Regions from separate parts of the Homo sapiens genome. Here region 1 is linked to region 2. Evidence: chromatin loops called from intact Hi-C (ENCODE). Cell type or tissue: A673. All regions are shown on one strand.

What was found. Hi-C counts contacts between places; a loop is a spot of excess contacts. Peaks named below come from ENCODE experiments on the same cell type or tissue, not always from the same donor. Only the 100,000 strongest peaks of a DNase experiment are listed, where the experiment ranks them.
Region 1: a loop joins it to region 2, with 7 times the contacts of the local background. A loop is called at or near these places in 1 of 110 quality-filtered maps.

The regions. Positions count from the first base shown.
Region 1 is chr6:123,315,936-123,318,435 of GRCh38, forward strand. TRDN (triadin) reads right to left here. Exons shown (of 41, transcript NM_006073.4): 24 at 522-560. All of the region lies in intron 1 of LOC124901393 (a long non-coding RNA gene), which reads left to right. Among named protein-coding and RNA genes, the nearest start is that of TRDN-AS1, 120 kb to the right of the region's middle. In A673, a CTCF peak has its summit at 998 (motif pointing left); a DNase peak (open chromatin) is centred at 986; H3K27ac peaks cover 669 bases.
Region 2 is chr6:123,222,249-123,224,748 of GRCh38, forward strand. It overlaps TRDN (triadin), which reads right to left. Exons shown (of 41, transcript NM_006073.4): 39 at 1,845-1,883. Among named protein-coding and RNA genes, the nearest start is that of TRDN-AS1, 220 kb to the right of the region's middle. In A673, no CTCF peak of the experiment used is centred here; DNase peaks (open chromatin) are centred at 913, 1,393 and 2,063; H3K4me3 peaks cover 905 bases; H3K27ac peaks cover 2,500 bases.

The DNA.
Region 1 (2,500 bases), 94 kb after region 2:
GATTACTTCTCCATAAAATATTTGCACATTTAATTGTGTGAAAGAAAAGTGTTTAATCTGTTAGGTTGAACCATGTGGGACTCCTTTTTTGGAGATCAAAATGGTTGAAAGTAGGTAAATACAGGTTCATAAAACTCAATCCATGATAATAATAAATTTTAGGCATTTGACATGCTCTGTATGGAGCCTCTGACATTTAAGGTGCCCTCTTAGCATTTCATAAACAGTGTTCAATTGCCCAGTAAATAAACAAAGAGCAGCGTATGTGCTAATGGTTCTAGTGCTTTGATAAACTTACCCAAAATCTGCTACCAGAAAGCAAGGAATTTTTGTTAACTTTAGCATACATTTAGTTTTATTGCTTATTACTTGTAAAATATATGGCACATAGCATCAGTATTTTTTTAATGTTTTGGATGTCTAAATATTTTATCCAGCCAGGATTGTAAAACTGTAAAACTAGCTTTCTTCCAACCAAACAGAACATCTCCTTGTATGTAAATCTTACAAAATATCCTTACCTGCTTTGGACATCTTTTCATCTTTTTTAGTTTCAGGTTCTGGGGCAAAACGTACACATAAACACGTACAAACAAAAGGGAAAAAAATAACATTTGAAAAATAGTCAGTACAAAGTGGATTAATAGGTAGGCTTCACTGATTTTTCTTGTCTGTTTTCAATTTCAATTATAGTTATATACTGTTATCAAAATATTAATGGAATATGTATCTTTGGTAAATTATAAAGTAACTTAAGCAAAAATACTTTGATTTTAAAATCCAGTTTGCAAAAAAGTTTCATGCTAATCAAGTAATTTGGCTTCTTGTCTTTAATAAAAGCCAGGACTTATAATTTATGCATTCTGAAAATATTGCAAATTAAAAAATTAATAAAAATTGCTCAGAAGAAAAACGTCATAAATTTTCCTAATTTGACCAACTTAAGCAATTTTGTCTTTGACTACCATACATTTAATTCATGGGGCTCCACCTAGTGGTTAATATAATTATTGTTTTCCTAGTATTTCCGTTAGTATCAATTTTATAAAATAAATCAATTTTACCTAAATTTAATATAATAATATAGACAATTGTGACATAAAGTATCTTGTTCTCTTATTGTCCTAGGACAATGTCTTTTGTCCAGAAATTCTGCATTCTAAAAACACCAGTATAGAATAAATTCATACCTTTTTTAAACTATTCAAGTAATACTCATAGCACAACCCTAATCAATAAGATAGTTGACTATATTTTCATGTTTCCAGTCTATCCTTTTATCTAACCAACTTTCCTAGGCTTTATAATTATCTGTTCTTGGTATAGAGTCTTCTTTTGATTAATGGAAGAGTCCAGGTACATTACAGTTTTCCTCCCTCCAAACAGCAGAAAAAACTGACTTCATAGTTGGAATACCTACTGAGCATAAACTATGTATAAGGGATAATGCTACCAGCTTTATTTGGGTTTTAGTCTAGCAGTGTCTCATTTTCTGTAGTTATAATTTTAAAAACTAATTTGTTTAACTGCAGAATTTTATATAATAAAGAATGTCATAGACTTTTACACACTACTTCCGATAATACTTGAGTGCACCTTCTGTAAAAAGTAGTATCAGTGCTATTAATGCACTCTGACACTCTTTGGCACATATTTCTCCCCCTTTTTGACACATTCACTTAGCTTGGTAGATACACCCTATTTTAATGTTTTCTATGTGCCACAGTATTATAGAAAATTTTGTTATTGTCTGTAATCACTCTTTAGATTTTAAGCTCCATTAGTGCAAGAACTGTGTTTTGTTTATTACTCAAATATCAGCACTGGGTGAAATATCTGATATGTGGTATATGATCAACAAATATTGTTGAAGGAATGAATGAGTGAAATAAATGGAATATATAGAATGACTAAAGGCTCCCTGTTGGGTATCTGAAGTCCTAGAAGAAGTTGATTCATCTTATGACTCTGCAACTAGAGATAAAAATTCAATGTCACATAGCTGTTGCATTTATATTTTATTTTAGAAACTTAAAAAAATAAGTGATGTCTTTATGTGTCCAATGATAGCAAATATGGCCTGCAACAATTCAATGATACCTTCAATTATTGGGTTTCCTGGTGCTATGTTTTGTCTCAGTCAGTTTAGGCTAAAGTTAATTCCTATCTAATTACTTAGTCTACAATACACAATTCTCTCTTTTGATGGTGAGTTCTGATGAGATTTTGGCTTCACTGGAAAGGAAACAACTTTTTCTTTTCTCTAATAGTTCTTTCTTTATTGAATCTATGCTAGGTCAACAGTACAGTTTAAACTTTCAAGCAAATTAGCACAATTCTAGTGATGAGAATTATTTTTTCTGGAGTACTTATGGCTCAAGTGCTGGTCAATTATTGACTTGCATTATTCCATTATTTTATGAAGTACATGCTATTTTAATCCCCATTTGGTAGATGAAGTGACTGAAACTTACGGAAGTTAGTTTGCGGAACCTCATTC
Region 2 (2,500 bases):
GTTAGGTTTACAGATCTTATCAATTTTTCAATTGGTTCTAGAGCGGTTCCCCTCAGAGTGTAATCTATATACCACTAGTTTCAGCATCAATTGATTTATTTATATAAATGCAGATTTTTAGGTTCTAACTCAGATATTTAATTCTAGGGAGACCTACAGTTGATCTGTATAAACATTAAAGTTTTAGAAGCACTGGTCTATGAGTAAAAAACCTATTAGGGTGGCTAGTCTTAATTCAATTTAAAAAATATATATATAAAATATAGTATTCAGAAAGGTGTCTTAATACAAGTGTAAATCTCAACTTTTATTTGATAAGGTCCTGACCTGTGTGTGTTTTCTCAAAGCACTATTTTCCACATTGTTGGTTAATTTTGGGCACTGGCAAAGAATTTATACTTCGTTGGCTAGAACAATGCTTAGGCAAATACTTATTGCCTGCAGACAAATTTAGAAGTGGAAGAGAAAATACTTTTTTTTTATATGCAAACTGTGTACCTGGCAAAGGTCTAATATCCAGGATCTATAAAGCACTTAAACAAATTTACAAGAAAAAAGCAAACAACCTCATTACAAAGTGGTCAAAGGACATGAACAGGTACTTTTCAAATGAAGACATACATTCAATCAACAAGCGTATGAAAAAAAGCTCAACATCACTACTCATTAGAGAAATGCAAATCAAAACCACAATAAGATAACATCTCACACCAGTAAGCATGGCTATTATGAAAAAGTCAAAAAATAACATATGTTGAGGAGCTTGCAGAGAGAAGAGAACACTTGTAGACTGTTGGTGGGTGTGCAAATTAGTTCAACTATTGTGGAAAGCAGTGTGATGATTCCTCAAAGAGCTAAAAACAGAACTATCATTCAACCCAGCAATCCCATTGCTGGATATAGCTGGAGGTCATTATCCTTGGCAAACTAATGCAGGAACAGAAATCCATATACAGCATGTTCTCACTTAAAGTGGGAGCTAAATAATGAGAAAACATGAACACAAAGACGGGAGGAACAGACACTGAGGCCTACCCAACGGTTGAGAGTGGAAGGAGAAAGAGGATCAGAAAAAATAACTAATGGATGGCAGGATTAATACCTGGGTGATGAAATAATCTGTACAACAAACCCCCATGACATGAGTTTACCTATATAACAAACATACACATGTACCCCTAAACCTAAAGTAAAAGTTCATTTCTTTTTAACATAATGCCTATTTTATAGCAGCCCTAATGAAAAAGCCAGGAACCTTTCAGAAAAAAAATCAAGTTAGCTGAAGCCCTCATTCTACAGATGGAGAAATTTTGTCCTGGAAATACTTTATGAAGTTCGTACATCTGGAGATCGCAGGTTTTCCTGACTGTTTGTCCTCTGGCTTGGGCTGGAAGAGTGCAGGGGTTGAGTCCAGCCTTCCATTTCTTCCTTCCTTCCTTCCTTCCTTCCTTCCTTCCTTCCTTCCTTCCTTCCTTCCTTCCTTCCTGATGGTGCTGCTAATATAGGTGACTCATCTCAAGTCTTCTTAATAAAATCATGGCATTCTTGTAATTCTTAATGGAATAGTGATTTTGAAGTATTATTCCTGTAGATTGGCAAATAAATGCATCTGACAATTGTAAATAAATCAATACCCAACTAGTGTTTTTAATATGTGAAAAGATGTATATTTTCCAAATAATGTTAAAAAGCTGTTTGCTTTAAAAATAAGCCTACCATGTAAATGTTGCCTAGAAAAGCTTAAGACTAGATCAAGAATAGCTAGGAAAAAAAAAAAAAAGACAGACAAAAACCTTATAGCTTTGAGAGAAAACTTGTAAATGATCCAAAGACAGCAAACTCACCTTTAGCTTTCTTTGAAGCTGGTACATCTTCAACATCTTCTAGAGTACAGAAAAAAGGCACATAGAATCACAGTCAATTTTTCAGTTTTCCCAGAGGAAGTATTGTATTTAAAGGTTTTTAAGAGTCACAAGATCCCTGAATCTACAAACTCAGCATCTACAGTCTCCATAAATAAGAGCTGTCTGACCAAAACAGGCACTTCTCTGACTTGGAGAGAGGATGTGGAGAAAATGATGAGTGCTGCACTATGGTAATCAGGCTGGTAAAGGTTACTTAGGGAAAAGGCTTGTGGTGACCTCCAACACCCACCCCCAGGTTTCCCTCCTCCTCTGACTCCTAAAGCTCCTTTCAAAAATCATAATCATTTATAGAATTTAGGAAAGTTAAGGTAAATGGTTTCACGCATACAGCCTAGATAAAGAGATCAGTGTCTACCCACACAATTTATTAGCAGATTGATTAGATTTTAGCCTTTTTGACAATTCTAAAAAGCCCAGAAATAAACCCATGCACATACATGAGTCAACTAATCTTTGAAAAAGGTACCAAGAATAAACAATGGGGGAAAGATAGTCTCTTCAATATATACTGTTGGGAAAACTGGATATCTATATGCAAAAGGATGAAAGTGGACCTTTATCTTCCACCACCCCAA